Linked DNA regions of Homo sapiens: region 2 is linked to region 1. A link is a loop called in an ENCODE intact Hi-C map of the cell type or tissue named here. Cell type or tissue: dorsolateral prefrontal cortex. All regions are shown on one strand. Each heading gives the region's core, and the rest is flanking DNA. Links, peaks and the distances in the headings are about the cores only.

Region 1 (8,241 bases), core at 242-8,241:
ACAACTGCTGTAGGCTTAGGATCCCAGAGGCTGGGCCAATCATTGTGTCAACAAATACTCAGCAAGCTCCCGCTGGGAGGCCATTCAGGGTGGCTGCTGAGAGCACCAACTACCAAGGATCTGGCACCAGCCAAGCCTGATGTGACTGCTGGCTCAGCCAGTTGCTGTGTGAGCCTAAGAGGGGTTTTTAAAAAATTAATCAATTTCAAAGATTGACAGATAAAATTATGTATATTTACCATGTACAATATGTTGTTTTGAAATATGGACACATTGTGGAATGGCTAAATCAAGCTCATCAACACACGCAGAACATGCTTACCATGTTTTTGTGGTGAGAACACTTAAAAGCTACTTTTAGTGCACTGCTGATGGGCATGTAAATTAGTACAACCATTATGGAAAATGGCATGAAGGTTCCTAAAAAGTTATAACTAAAATTACCACATGGTCTAGCAATCCCACTACAGGGTAGATACTCCAAGGAAATGAAATCAGCATGTCGAGATATCTGTACTCCCACGTTCACTGCAGCTCTATTCATAATAGCCAAGACGTGGAATCAACGTAGGTGTCCACAATGGATGAATGGATAAAGAAATGAGGTACTGATACACAATGCAGTGCTGCTGAGCCTTACAAAAGGAATCTTGTCATCTGTGACAGCATGGATAAACCTGGAGGACATTAAGTGAAATGAGCCAGGCACAGAAAGACAAATCCCATGTGATGTCACTTATGTGGAATCCAAGAAAGTCGAACTCACAGAAGTAGAGAGTAGAGTGGTGGTTGCCAGCGGCTAGGAGTGGTGGGGGTAGGGAGATGCTGGTCAAAGAATACAACATTTCAGTTAGACAGGAGGAATACGTTCAAGAGATCCACTGTACAACACGGTGACTATTAGTAACAATGTATTCTTGAAAATCTCTAAGACAGTAGATTTTAAGTGTTCTCCCTACTGCTCTGTGCCTCAGTTTCCCCATCCCTAAAATGGGGGTAATAATTGCACCTACTTCACATGGTTGTTGTGAGGCTTGAATAAGAATACACGAAAAGCACTTAAGATTAGTTTGGGGCAAAATAAATGTTAACCCTTTAGTAGTGACAACTGTAACCACAGTTTACATTAGAGCTTAGTGCTACCTTGGACAGAGGGGTCCTGACATTCTCATATTCCCAGCCCCCTGGGCCACTCTCAGCTTGTCTATTCCCAGCAGCAGTCTCCATCAGAGAAGATGGCTAGTGATGCCTCCCTTTTCTAGAAAAAACAAAACCTGGCCAGGCACGGTGGTTCACGCCTGTAATCCCGGCACTTTGGGAGGCCGAGGCGGGTGGATCACGAGGCTAGGAGATCGAGACCATCTTGGCTAACATGGTGAAACCCCATCTTTACTAAAAATACAAAAAATTTGCCGGGCGTGGTGGCGGGGGCCTGTAGTCCCAGCTACTCGGGAGGCTGAGGCAGGAGAATGGCGTGAACTCGGGAGGCGGAGCTTGCAGTGAGCCAAGATGGCACCACAGCACTCCAGCCTGGGCAACAGAGCAAGACTCCGTCTCAAAAAAAAAAAAAAAAAAAAACAAACCTCACTAGCTTAGGAGGGCACTGAAAGTCATCTTACCCACCAACCTTTGTAAAGTTAGAGCTAAGGGAAGCAGTGTCAACTAAGTGCTTCTAAGGCAGAAGCTACATGTCCTTGAAACTCTTCACCTGTGACCTATTTGAGACTGTTGCCAACTCAGTGCTGGAAAGATGGTGGGCCCTGCCAGCTGAGGCGTGCTGTCCTTACCACTGGCCTCTTCTGGGCCTATACCAGGATGGCTACCCAGCTGCAGGGGCACTCCCAGCACAGGAGGTGACCTGAGAAAGGCAAGCCCTGTTGGGTACCCTGTAGGGTAACAAGCACTGAGACCCTGTCCTGGCAGCCCGGCAGGGACCACTGTAGGGACACCTGCATGTGTACACGTGCATTCCTCGTCTCAGCACACATGCCCTCCACTTCAGGGTGGAGTGTTCAGTAGCAGCATGGTTACTTTAAGCACCTCGTAAACAATGCCTCTTAAGAGGTAGCTTGGACCAAGCTGAATTCCTGGATTCCCAAGAATTACGGCTGTGCCATGCATCCCAGAGCTAGGCGGACTGGGCAGGCAATCCAGGTTAGATGGAACAGAAAACAGAATCACAACAGAACTGGCTGTTCTTCAAGATCCAGGAGGACACACACTTCTTTTCTGCATGTAATAATTTCCCGGAGGAGAAATGTGTGTTACCTAGATATCCCAAATTTTGATCCAGGAGTACTGATATTTCTAAAAGCAATTGAATGATTAAAACTAGATTCTAAAATGTGGGGGCCAGAGCATGTAGCTTACTAAGAAGAGATGGTGATACAGTTTGTCATGAAATGTAAATTGAACAGGGCTTAGACTGAGGCAGGCGTGAAGGACAAGGAAGAGTAGTGCAGAAAGGCTTTGCAAGACGAGGCAGCGGTGTCCACACTGGGAACCTCTTGTTATCAGCCCATCCCCACAGCAGAGGTGAACGGCACAGTTCACACTAGGGGGTGACACTGAGCTTGCTCACCAGCTGCTTTGCAAGAGGTGGACACAGGAAAGAAAGCAACTGAACATGACCCACGGCGGATGGTCCGGGCAGATGCCCACATACTTACGGAAATCCCCGTGTCCTTGTTCAGGATGACCTGGAGGAGATGTGGGGGGAGAATAGGGGGTGCCCGAAAGCGCTCTTCGGGTTTGCAGACGTAGGGCTCCTGATGGTAGGGTCCTGGGGGAGAACTGGACAGCTCTGTTGGGAGATGGTAACAGGACTTTACTTTGAAAATCAGGCATTCTAGGAGCAGCCTTACTTATGTTGTCATCATCTCATTTTCCTTGTCTCTTGTTCCCTCAATGCAGATTTACATTCTCTTGAAGGATGCACTGGTTCCAAGAGTGCAGAATAGAGGAGAGGAGAAAACCCTTTTGGAATCTGGGTGACTAGCATACAACTCAGTAGTCAACTCAGATGCCCTGGTGGAAGACACGGCCCAGCCAGTGAGTCTGCGTCAGATCACAAGGAGGCTATTCTCGATAACTTAATCCCACACGCACGGCAGAATAAGACTTCCTTCTCCCTTCAGGCTGGGCTGGCAAAACCACAAAGAAGCTGGAGGCTAAGTGAGGATTGAGTAGCTAAGTCCAAGTTATGGGCACCCCCGGCCGCAATGCAACAGAAGATGAGGCAGTCTGTTTACACAGAGGCCGTGGAGAAAACAGGCTAAACGAGGCACATTTCAAAATGGGGGGGAAAATTGAAAGCCCAATATCTAAAGGCTCTTTAACTCCATTACACTCAAGTTCCTTCCAAACTCTTGCTTGAGTATCTGGATTATTCAGATACACTGAGAAGCTGCTACAAGAGCAGGATTTCATAATGCTAGAACACTGGATAGTGACGTTTGGCCAGCCAGAAGGTACCAAGCCATCATCCAAAGAACGCGTGGGATGGTTCTGGTCGCCAGATCCTGGGACTGGTCCAGGGAAAATCTGCTATGCCCCAGCTCTGCCAATTCCCTCAATGTCATTTTTCAGGGGACAAGCCCCGTTTATGTGACCCAACCATATCACAGCAAGAAACTGAGAAAAGCATGAAGTGCAGAAAACTGAGCCATAAGGAGTAAATAACATTTTGAGGAAGTAAGTGTCGAAACAGAAGTCTGTAGAGAACGTGGAATTAGCTTCGTATCAGTGAGGGGTCCGTTTCCTTTCCCTAGGTGGAAATTTGACTAAAAAGCTTGTAAGTGGCTTAAAATTACATGTATCAGTAAGTTATATATTTTGGAGGATATTTGGGCACACTTCCTCCATTCCCTGATTCTCAACTATCTGCAAAAAAACTAGATGATATCTCTAAAAGACTAATTACCCAGATAAAAGCACAGATTTCGGATTTCCAAGTCCTGCTCAACAAACTGTCAACCACAGTGAGCCCATTGTGATCATTTTACCACTGTGATTTCTGAACTGGTAACAAGAAATCCTGGTGGCAGAACTTCCAGGCCTAACTAGACAATGATGAAGAACTCTCCTGTCAACGAACGGAATCTGTTTTCTTAGGGCGCCAGATATTCTGCCAGGGCATCTTTCCACTGCCTCCCTCAGAGTCCAGGAATTGTTAAGCCCCCGCCTCCAAGAAGGGGAACACTTTAGATCGCAACCCTCTTCCCCCGAACTGTATGAATCATGTTCCAGGTAGTTTCTTCCTGTGGGGCTTGGAGGGAAAGCAATTTATTGAAACCTCGATGCCTGAAAGGCTCTTACAAGATGGAGAAGTTTTACTGGGTCTGTATTTCTGTACCAAATAGCTTCCCATCAAGGAGAGTTGGGCTGTGCAGGCTGTTTCCCGTGGGGAGCCGCATCCTCCCCAAAGGGATTCTGACAAGGTGCTAATGTACCACATAAGTGACTGCTAAGGTCACTGAGGTGTCCATTTACACCTGTCAGGCTGAAATTCTTCAGGCACCACAAGTGGGATGAGACACAGGCTTCCCCAGTGCTGGGCTGTCACTGACTCAGTGCCACCCTCCAGGGCCTCTTCAGCCCTGCCCTTGGCACGAGATCAAGCTATGGTTCCATTTCTGCTGTCTGCGTTCTGTGGCCAAGCAGACCTACTGAATACCTGAGATGACCAGGGAAATGACTTGTAGCTCCCTTAGGGCTAAATTTCAACAACCTGACAGGAATTAAGTTCTGTGGCCTTTAAGTGGGGGCTATAAATGCCTATCTGACTGGGCAGCTTCAGCTCAAGAGAGGCAAGAGAAACAAGAGTATGTCTAGACTGTACAGCCCCCACCTGCACGCATGTGGTATAAAATAACTGTGTTCATACCAGACACATCGGAGCACTTTTGGGAATCCACCATTAAAGCATCAAATACTTCAAAGTCAGTTTTCTTCACTTGAATGATGTTGTTAACTGTGCCAAGCTGGCTGGTTACTATGGGCTGGGAAGAGACAGATAGGCAGAAATCATAACGTGGAAGGTCTGCGGAGTTATTCTTCAGAGGACTTGGAATTCCTGGCTGGAAGGCCTCATCTCCTGGCTAGCCACCCTGCTCATCTTGGTCAAGTATGCCAACTGTCTGACAGGTAGTGCTGCTACTCAGCTCTGCCACACACGGGGACTTTTACTAGCTGGGCAAAGGGACCTAGCGGCAATCTCTTGGGAAGGTGATTTGTTTGGAATGTGCGGGCACCCAGAGGACCAGAGGTGGGAGGAAGAGTACCTCGGAAGGGTCGTGCGTCCACTGACCATCCACAAAGAACTTGTACTGATGCTCTCCTTCCGGCAGATCCAGGATGGCTACAAAGTTATTGTGGCTGCAAGGAAAAAGGAAGCAGAGGACTTCCGTGGGGTGGGCTGCCCCCCGAGCTTACTTGCCAAACCAGCTACAGAACAAAACGTTTCCACATAAAACCAAGAGTTCAGCTGCAGGAGAACAAACATTTTTAGCCCATTTAGACAATTCAGCATAATGACCTCAATCTGAAAAGGCTATAAGGAAGCAGCAGTGCGACACAGTTTCCTGAAAACTCACCTTACTCAAATACCAGGAAACCACATCCCTAATGTTAAAAGGTCAACAGTCAGGCATTTGTGCGTCTCAAGCTCGCAAGGCTCCTGGATGCCAAGGAGGATGACAACACAAGATAAACAGAAGCTGCCTCGTTTTACCCTTTGTCACTTTGCCTTGGGCAGGAGAAGGGATCAATTGAATAGGAAGCTCAAATGTTCTCTAAAGAAACTTGCCTAATGACTGAAAAACCAAACTCCGGAAGAGCCCCTTCACTGGGTTGTTTTGTCCCCTGGCTTGAACTGACCTGTGACTGCTGTGCTGAGTGGCTCCCTCCTTCTCCAATGGAAACGCTGGAAAGCAGGCAGCCCCTGACAATAGGCCTGACACTTTCTCCCTCATTTTATCAAGAATACTCACTAAAGGTGTTCTCTCACTGACAACTTAAGACAGAAGTCCATGCTGGGGTTCCTGATAAAATGTCTTACTATAATCCTTGCTAATGACACCTACATAGCATGTATTTTTCTTTTCTTTTTGGAGACAAAGTCTTGCTCTGTTGCCCAGGCTGGAGTGCAGTGGTGCAACCACTGCTCACTACAGCACTGACCTCTCAGGCTCAAACAATCCTCCCATCTCAGCCTCCCGAGTAGCTGGGGATACAGGTGTGCACCACCATGTCCAGCTAATTTTTAATTTTTTTGTAGAGATGGGGGTCTCACTATGTTGCCCAGGCTGGTCTTGAACTCCTAGCCTCAAGCAATCCTCCTGCCTCAGCCCCCAAAAGTGCTGAGATCATAGGCATGAGCCCCCATGCCCAGCCAACATGTACTTTTCAAACAAAGTATTACGCAGAGTCAAAGTTAGATGAAACCTCAGAGATGATCTGGTCCAATATTCCCTCTTTACAGAAACGAACGCTGAGGCTCAGGTTAACTAACGTTAGGTGACTGACAGCATGGCCAATGTGGGCTCAAATGTGGGTTTCTAAGATTCCAGCCCAGTGCTCCCTTACTGCATTAAGACAGATTTTTGTGTTTCTGTGGAAAAGTCCTGACCGAACAGATAGCTGAGGATCTGAAGTGAAAGATGTCTGTGACACAGAAATATTCTCTTTCTTCTGTACTCTAAACCTAGAGACCACCAAGGTTTAACATTTGAACCTTAAGACTTATTAAGCAAAATTATTTTTCCACTAGGCATCCATTTTATAGAAACATCCATTTTCTGTTCTCTCTCAGAGATGTTTTAGAAAGAAGAGAATTTATGTTAAGACAAATATGTGAACACTCCCCAGGCAATTACCTTCTGGTGAGGGGAAGTTTACTCCAGTTGTTGAAGGACCCAGATAAGTAAACTTCCTTTCCGCCCCCCGTCCATCGAAACACCGTTGGCCGAGCCTGGGCGGGAGCTTTATCATTCACTTCCAGATCATGCTGCCAGGCCAGGAATTCCTCCTTCTCTGGTGCCTAGAAGCAGAGCAGTTTACTCAGAAAGCCATAAGCGAGCTCCCTACAACAGACAATATTGACAATTCATTCTAAAGACGCAGCTGTTACTATCTTGGTTCATGGTTAGGATCGGAAACTTACTAGTGGTGCCTCAGTTTCCTTGCCTGCAAAATAGAAATATATTTTTTAAGGTTGTGAAGACTGAGACAGTCCATGTAAGTGCTCTATATAGTGTCTGACACAGTGAGTGCTAATTATTAGCTATTGTTGTCATTAAAGAAGTTGACATCAAAATTCTAGAAGAAGCTATGAAACACACTTGGAAGGGGCTACTACGAATCCAAGACTAGCTTAATGTCATGTTCCTCCCTTAATCAAGCAAGATTTGAAGTACAGTCATGTGCATGATGTCTTAGTCAACGACGGACTGTGTATATGGTAGTCCCATAAGATTATACCATATTTTTATTGTTATCTTTTCTATGTTTAGATACATTTAAGTACACAAATCCTTAAATATACTTGTGGAATAAGTGTCTACAGTATTCAGTAGAATAACATGCTGTACAGGTTTATAGTCCATAAGCAACAGGTTACACCATATAGACTAGGTGATACGGTTTGGCTCTGCGTCCCCACCCAAATCTCACCTTGAATTGTAATCCCCATAATCCCCACGTGTCAAGGGCAGGACCAGGTGGAGGTATCGATCATGGGGGCGGTTTCCCCATGCTGTTCTCTGACAGTGAGTGAGTCTCATGAGATCTGATGGTTTTATAAGCATCTGGCATTTCCCCTGCTTGCTCTCATTCTCTTCTGCCGTCCTGTGAAGAGGTGCCTTTTACCATGATTGTAAGTTTCCTAAGGCCTCCCCAGCCATGCGGAACTGAGTCAATTAAACCTCTTTTCTTTATAAATTACCCAGTCTCGGGTATTTCTACATAGTAGCATGAGAACAGACTAGGTTTGTGTAAGTACACTCTATGATGTTCACACAATGATAAAATCACCTAATGATGTATTTCTCAGAATATGTCCCTGTCATTAAGTGATGTATGACTGTACATGAAAATTTAAGAGGAACAATTCTAGAGCTGTCAACTTGAAAATAGGCAAATCCAGATTTTGAGGAAGGGAAAAACTACTCACAAAGTTCTGTCTAGGGACTGGGGAATAAAGCAAGACAAAGACTGAACCCTCATTAGGATAAATGATAACCT
Region 2 (8,410 bases), core at 261-8,260, 220 kb before region 1:
GGGAACATCACACACCGGGGCCTGTTGTGGGGGTGGGTGGAGGGGGGAGGGATAGCATTAGGAGATACACCTAATGCTAAATGATGAGTTAATGGGTGCAGCACACCAACATGGCACATGTATACATATGTAACTAACCTGCACATTGTGCACATGTACCCTAAAACTTAAAGTATAATAAAAAAAATTATCATACAGATAAACTTGCACGTGTGAAACATACATAAAAGTCACTCTTTGCAGCATTGTTTGATGTAGCGATACATTAGAGACAACCTAAATGCCCATCATTTTTAGGCTGATTAAATAAAGTTTGATACAACCATTCCATGGAATACTATGCAGCTATAAAAGATAAATAAATTGTAGCACTATCAGAGGCTGAGGCAGGAGGATCGCTTGAGCCCAGGGGTTCAAGACTAGCCTGGGTAACATAGCAAGACCACGCCTCTACAAAAAAACACAAAAATTATTTGGTTGTCGTGGCAGGTGCCTGAAGTCCCAGCTACTCAGGAGGCTAAGGTGGGTGGATTGCCTGAGCTCAGGAAGTCGCAGTGAGCCATGATCATGCCTCTGCACTCCAGCCTGGGTGACAGAGAGAGACTCTGACCCCCCCGCCCCCCCCAAAAAAAGAAGGAAATAAAGCAGGAAGAAAGCTAGAAGCTCTTTATGTAGTAATAGAGTTGCCATATATATATATATATATATATTTTTTTTTTTAGTCAGGGTCTCACTCTGTCGCCCAGGTTGAAGTGCAATGGCATGATCACAGCTCACTGCAGACTCCAACTCTTGGCTCAAGTGATCCTCCTCCACCTCAGCCTGCTGAGTAGCTGGGTCTACAGGCACACGCCACCATGCCTGGCTAATTTTTGTATTTTTAGTAGAGACAGGATTTCATTATGTTATTTTTTTTTTTTTTTTGAGACAGAGTTTTGCTCTTGTCACTCAGGCTGGGGTGCAATGGTGCAATCTCGGCTCACTGAAACTTCTGCCTCCTAGGTTCAAGCGATTCTCCTGACTCAGCCTCCTGAGTAGCTGGGATTATAGGCGAAAACCAATACGTCTGGTAATTTTTTTTATTTTTAGTAGAGATGAGGTCTTGGTATATTGCCCAGGCTGGTCTCAAACTCCTAGACTCAAGCAGTCCTCCCTCCTCGGCCTCTCAAAGTGCTGGGATTACAGGCATGAGACACTGCGCCTGGTCAAATATGTGGTTTTTCTATGGAATGTAATTCTGGGAGGAATCACATAAAAGTCGTTCATTGATACCTCCATGAAGAGGAAATGGTAGTCTGGAGGGAGATATTCTCTTTGGATGTGCCTTTTGAGTTTGAACTATGTAAATGTACATATTGCCCAAAAATAAGTAAATAAATGAAAAAGCGGATGACTAATCCCTAAAATTTTGCTCAAGTCTAGTTGCATGGAGTTAAGGTGAAAAGGCAAACAAGATATCTTAGATAGTAATGATTTTGACATTGGTAATGATACTAGTAGCCAATATTTATTCAATGCTCTCTGTATGCCAGGCCTTGATTATAAAATGCATTTTTTTGTGGTAGGCTGCAGAATAGTCCCTCAAAGGATGGCCATGTCCTAATCCCTGTAAATGTTACCTTATTTAGAAAAAGGCTCTTTGAATGGCCGGGTGCGGTGGTTTACGCCTATAATCCTAACACTCCGGGAGGCCGAGCCGGGTGGATTACCTGAGCTCAGGAGTCCGAGACCAATCTGGGCAACACGGTGAAACCCGTCTCTACTAAAAAATACAAAAAATTAGCCGGGCGTGGCGGTGCGCGCCTATAGTCCCACCTATTCAGGAGGCTGAGGCAGGAGAATGGCTTGAACCCGGGAAGCGGAAGTTGCAGTGAACCTTGATCATGCCACTGCACTCCAGACTGAGTGACAAGGCCAGACTCCATCTCCAAAAAAAAAGGAAGGAAAAGCTTTGAAGATGTGATTAAGGATCTTGAGATGGCCAGGTGCAGTGGCTCGTGCCTGTAATCCCCACACTTTGGGAGGCCGAGGCAGGTGGCTCACCTAAGGTAAGGAGTTCAAGACAATCCTAGCCAACAGGGCAAAACCCTGTCTCTTTTAAAAATACAAAAATTAGCTGGGCGTGGTGGCAGGTGCCTGTAATCCCAGCTATTTAGGAGGCTGAGGCAGGAGAATGACTTGAACCTGGGAGGCAGAGGTTACAATGAGCTGAGATCTCACCACTGCATTCCAGCCTGGGCAACGAGCAAGACTGTCTCAAAAAAAAAAATAAAAAAGAAGGGTCTTGAGATGGAGAGATTGTTCTGGATTCTATCAAGCATTTTTTTTTTTCTTTTTTTGGGACAGAGCCTTGCTCAGCCATCCAGGCAGGAGTGCAGTGGTGCAATTGTGGCTCACTGCAGCCTCCACCTTCTGGGCTCAAGCAATCCTCCCACCTCAGCCTACTAAGTAGCTGGGACCACAGTATGCACCACCAAGCCCAGCTAATTTTTTGATTTTTTTGTAGACAAGGTCTCACTGTGTTGCTCAGGCTGGTCTCAAACTCCTGGGCTCAAGTGATCCTTCCAAAGTGCAGGATTAAAGGCGTGAACCACCGCGCCCAGTCACATATATTCTTTTAAGAGGGAGGCAGAGGGAGATCGGACAACATACAGAGAAGGTGACATGAAGACAGAGCAGAGGGAGACTTAAAGATGCTAGGCTTGAAGATTGGAGTGAAACAGCCACAAGCCAAGGAATGCTGGCAGCTACCAGAAGCTAAGTGAGGAAAGGCAAAGATTCTCCTGCTAGAGGCTCCCGAGGGAGTGTATCCCCTGCTGACACGCTGATTTCAGTCCAGCAATAGTGATTTCATATTCCTAGCCTCTAGAACTGTGAGGGAATAAATTTTGTTTGCTTTTAGCCACCACGTTGCTGAAAAATTGTTATAGCAGCCATTAGAAGTGGACACGCATTTCAAAACCAAAGTATTCAACTAAGCCCTCATCTTCATCCCTCACTGTGTTCAGAGCTTTAGGGACACTGCTTTCTTTCAATTTGATACTCAAGGCTCTCTTGCCCTTCCTCCTCCACCTTTATTAAGGTATAATCAACAAATACACATTGTGTACATTTACAGTGTGCAACATGAGGTTTTGATGTACGTATACATGTGAAATGATTAAATCAAACTAATTAACATATTCATCACCTCACCTTTATTTGTAGTGAGAACATTTAACATCTACTTTTTTTTTTTTTTTTTGAGGCAGAGTCTCACTCTGTCACCCAGGCTGGAGTGCAGTGGCACGATCTCAGCTCACTGCAACCTCCAACTCCCGGGTTCAAGCGATTCTCCTGCCTCAGCCTCCCAAGTAGCCGGGATTACAGGTGCCCACCACCATGCCTGGCTCATTTTTGTATTTTTCATAGAGATGGGGTTTCACCAGGATGGACCAGGCTGGTCTCAAACTCCTGCCCTTGGCCTCCCAAAGCAATGGGATTACAGGCATGAGCCACCAAGCCTAGCCAACATCTATTTTTTAGCCAATTTCAAGCACACAGTACATTGTTATTAACTAGAGTCACCATGCAGTACAATAGCTCTCCTGAATTGATTCATCCTATCAAGTGAAACTTTGTACCTTTTGACCAACATCTTCCTGTCAGGGCTCCTTTTCACTGCTGGGTCTTTGAATGTGCTGTTCCCTCTGCCTGGAATATTTTCTCCCACTCTTTCCCTGGTTAACTCCCACCTTTCCTTCTGATATCAGCTCAGAGAGCACTTCCCCAGAAAAACTTTTACAGCTTCATTGCCTAGCTTCAGGTTTGTATACTTCCAGATGGACATTTTCTAAGATAAAGACCCCTGGAAGAAACCCAGGTCGGAGGCAAATTATGTAACATATTTCTTACAACAGCCCAGGGAGGTAGGTGTTGTGATCTTATTTTATAGATGACGAAATGGAGACAAAAAAGAGGTTACATAATTTGCCTACACACAGGTAATAAGGGGCATAGCTAGAAGTTAAACCCAGGTCTGCCAGCTTCAGAGATGTGTGTGTGTGTGTATATAGGTGTGTGTGTATCTAGGTGTGTATGTATATTGTGTGTGTGTATATATGTGTGTGTATGTATATATGTGTGTATATGTGTGTATGTATATATATGTACAGATGTTGGTATGTATATATATGTATGTGTATATATGTATGTATATATCGTGTAAGCATATATATGTGTGTATATTTGTGTATATATGTATGTATAAATATGTGTATACACGTGTGTATGTATATACATATGTATATGTGTATTCATGTGTATACGTGTGTATATGTGTTTCTGTATATGTGTGTATGTGTGTATATGTGTGTATTATATATGGGCATATATGTGTGCATATGTGTATGTGTGTATATATGTGGTTATGTGTATGCGTGTGTGCATGTGTGTATACATATGTGTATTATATATGTGTGTATGTGTGTATATATGTGTGTAAGTATATGGATATGTATGTGTGTGTGTGCATATGTATGTGTGTATATATGGGTGTGTATGTATAATAGATGTGTATGTATGCATGTATATATCTTTGATTAGTTCTGCATCTCTGCATCTCTGGAGAATCCTGAATAATATAGTCTCAGTTTTTCTGTCATTTTAATTTCATTGCTTTTATGAAGTCATGATAACAGATGCTCTTTTAAAATTATTTGAACATTTAGAAATATTAAAATACATATTATTTTTAAATAAAATAAAATAATAGAACCAGGTGCTGTGACATGCATCTGTAGTCCCAGCTACTAGGGAGGCTGAGGCAGGAGGATTGCCCAGGGGTTCAAGGCTGCAGTGAGCTGTGATCATTCCTGTGGATAGCCACCATACTCCAGCCTGGACAATATAGCGAGGCTCTGTCTTTAAATAAAGCAGAATAAAATATTATAAAACAAAAATATTATAAAATAACATTAAACATTTTAAAAAATATTCTTATTTTGCAAAATAAGTTGTTGAAATCCTATGTCAGTCTCACACACACACACACACACACACACACAGAGACACACACACACACATACATTTGGAAATTTGATCATCTGTAAAGTCTCCTAGCCTAGCTTGGGAATCAGCTGGCTTAAACCTATTTCCTTGTGCTTCATTTTGGAGAACATCATGACTCCTTCAGTTTCTGTCCAGTTCTCCCGGGGTGGACCAGGAAATGGAAGTCAGGAGTTCAGAATTAAGGCTATGGAGGGCATATGCTGGCATTCTCCCTTTACGTAATATGTGGGAAGTAAAGAGCTGATGTGACAGCTTCGAAGAACTATGCAAGGAGATGCCACTTCCCACCCATTAGGACGCCTACTGCCAAACAGAAAACAACAAGTGTTGACGAGGATGTAGAGAAATCGGAGCCCTGGTGCATTGCTGGGAATGTAAAATGATGCAGCTACTGTGGGAAACAGAATGGTGGTTCCTTAAATAACTCAAAATAGAATTTCCTTATGATCCAGCAATTCCACTTCGGGAGATATATCCAAAATAATTGAAATCAGGGATTCAAAGAGATATTTGTACATATTATTCACAATAGCCAAAAGGTAGAAGTAAACCCAAGTGCTCATCAACAGATGAATGGGGGCCGGGCACAGTGGCTCTTGCCTATAATCCCAGCACTTTGGGAGGCCGAGGCGGGTGGATCACCTGAGGTCAGGAGCTTGAGACCAGCCTCGCCAACATGGTGAAACCCCCATCTCTACTAAAAATACAAAAATTAGCTGGGCATAGTAGTGCACACCTGTAATCCCAGCTACTTGGGAGGCTGAGGCATGAGAATTGCTTGAACCTGGGAGGTGGAGGTTTCAGTGAGCCAAGATCACACCACTGCCCTCCAGCCTGGGCAACAGAATGAGACCTTGTCTCAAAAACAAAAAACAAACAAACAAAATGATGTCGTGGTGCATGCCTGCCATTCCAGCTACTCAGGAGGCTGAGGTGGGAGAATTGCTTGAGCCCAAGAGTTGGAGCTTGCAGTGAGCCCTGATCACACCCCTGCACTCCAGCCTGGGTGACAGAGCAACACCCTTTCTCAAAGCAAACAAACAACCCCCTTCCCAAAACAGATGAATGGATAAACAAAATGTGGTCTATCCATACAATAGACTATTATTCAGTCTTAAAAAGGAAGGAAATTCTGACACATGCTACAACATGGATGAACTTGTGTTAAGGGAAACAAACCAGTCACAGAAGAACAAATATTATATGATTCCACTTATATGAGATATCTAGAGTAGTCAAAATTTCAGAGACAGAAAGTAGAATGGTGGTTTCCAGGGCTTTGGGGGAGTGGAGAATGGGGAGTTTGTGTTTAATGGGGATGGAGTTTTAGTTTTGCAGGATGAAAAGAGTTCCGTGTATGGATGGTGGTGATGTTTGCACAACCATGTGAACGCATTTACTACCACTGAACTGTACGCTTAAAAATGGTTAAGATGGCATGGCGTGTTGGCTCACACCCATAATCCCAGCACTTTGGGAGGCCGAGGCAGGTGGAGGACCTGAGGTCAGGAGTTTGAGATCAGCCTGGCCAACATGGCCAAAACCCGTCTCTACTAAAAATACAAAAATTAGCCGGGCATGGTGGCGCATGCCTGTAATCCCAGCTACTAGGGGGGCTGAGGTAGGAGGATTGCTTGAACCTGGGAGGTGGAGGTTGCAGTGAGCCGAGATTGTGCCACTGCACTCCAGCCTGGGCAACAGAGCAAGACTCCGTCTCAAAAAAAAAAAAAAAAAAAAGGGTTAAGATGGGCCGAGAGTGGTGGCTCACACTTGTAATCCCAGAACTTTGAGGGGCTGATGTCAGCGGATCACCTGAAGTCAGGAGTTCAAGACCAGCCTGGGCAACATAGCAAAACCCCATCTCTACTAAAAAATACAAAAATTAGCCAGGTGTGGTGGCAGGCGCCTATAATCCCAGCTACTTGGGAGGCTGAGGCAGGAGAATCACTTGAACCCAGAGGTGGAGGTTATAGTGAGCCGAGATCTCGCCATTACACTCCAGCCTGGGCAACAAGAGTGAAACTCCGTCTCAAAAAAAAAAAAAAAAAAAAAAAGTTAAGATGGGCCCGGTGCAGTGGCTCACACTTCTAATTCCAGAATTTTGGGAGGCCCAGATCAGCAGATCACCTGAGGTCAGAAGTTTGAGACCAGCCTGGCCAACATGGTGGCCCTCTCTAGTAAAATGCAAAAATTAGCCGGGCATGGTGGTGCGCGCCTGTGGTCCCAGCTACTCAGGAGGCTGAGGCAGGAGGATCACTTGAACCTGGGAGTTGGAGGTTGCAGTGAGCTGAGGTTGCACCATTGCACTCCAGCCTGGGCAGCAGAGTGAGACCCTGTCTCAAAAAAAAAATTAATTTAAGCAAAGAGCTATGCAAGGCTGGACAGTGTTTTTGCCAATATATACATGCCCCAAATAGAAATCTTTGGGTTCTGTAGATCTTTCTCACACGGAAAGCTGAACTAATGCATCTTGCAGTCAGCCTCTCCAAGTGTTTTCACTTTATTAGAAGTTGAAAAATAGAGAAAACATTACAAAAGCAGTCTAAAAGCAAAAGGAGTAGAAAAGTGCAACCCAATATTATTTATCATGGAAAAGGCCAATCCAGTTAGTCTTAAAGAATGAAACTGCAAACATAATTCTTTGTAATGGATAAGCGTTTAGTCATTAAAAAGGAATGTCTTTAAGGCTGGGCACGGTGGCTCATGCCTATAATCCCAGCACTTTGGGAGGCTGAGGTGGGCGGATCACGAGGTCAGGAGATCGAGACCATCCTGGCTAACATGGTGAAACCTCGTCTCTATTAAAAAATACAAAAAATTAGCCAGGTGTGGTGGCGGGCGCCTGTAGTCCCAGCTACTTGGGAGGCTGAGGCAGGAGAATGGTGTGAACCTGGGAGGCAGAGCTTGCAGTGAGCCGAGATCGTGCCACTGCACTCCAGCCTGGGCGACAGAGCGAGACTCCATCTCAAAAAAAAAAAAAAAGGAAAGTCTTTGACCTCACCTACCTATTCTTGCCTGCACTAACTTTTCTTCAACCTTTCCAGTAGGCCCAATATTAGTGCTTCAAAGATGTCAACATTCCATTCCCTAGAACCCAAGGGTATATTACCTTATAACAAAAGGGATTTTTCAAATGTGATTAAATTTAAAATCTTGAGATGGGGGAGTTATTCGGGATTATCCAAGATGAGATACAAGAGTCTTTATAAGAGGGAAGGAGGGACTGGGTGCAGTGGCTCACGCCTTTAATCCCAGCACTTTGGGAAGCTGAGGCCGGTGGATTACTTGAGGTCAGGAGTTCGAGACCAGCCTGGTCAATCATCTCTACTAAAAATACAAAAAATTAGCTGGGTGTGGTGAC

The links. A loop is a pair of places that touch in the nucleus more often than their neighbours do. Peaks named below come from ENCODE experiments on the same cell type or tissue, not always from the same donor. Only the 100,000 strongest peaks of a DNase experiment are listed, where the experiment ranks them.
Region 2: a loop joins it to region 1, with 2.6 times the contacts of the local background. A loop is called at or near these places in 8 of 110 quality-filtered maps.

What each region holds. Positions count from the first base shown.
Region 1 is chr12:119,671,099-119,679,339 of GRCh38, reverse strand. It overlaps PRKAB1 (protein kinase AMP-activated non-catalytic subunit beta 1), which reads right to left. Exons shown (of 7, transcript NM_006253.5): 2 at 6,876-7,039; 3 at 5,283-5,376; 4 at 4,886-5,000; 5 at 2,670-2,803. LOC124903033 (a long non-coding RNA gene) reads left to right here. Exons shown (of 2, transcript XR_007063485.1): 2 at 2,914-4,940. Among named protein-coding and RNA genes, the nearest start is that of PRKAB1, 7.1 kb to the right of the region's middle. RefSeq lists enhancers at 1-133, 937-1,436, 1,437-1,938. In dorsolateral prefrontal cortex, for the core only: no CTCF peak of the experiment used is centred there; no DNase peak of the experiment used is centred there; H3K27ac peaks cover 8,000 bases.
Region 2 is chr12:119,890,391-119,898,800 of GRCh38, reverse strand. No RefSeq gene overlaps it. Among named protein-coding and RNA genes, the nearest start is that of CIT, 17 kb to the right of the region's middle. In dorsolateral prefrontal cortex, for the core only: no CTCF peak of the experiment used is centred there; no DNase peak of the experiment used is centred there.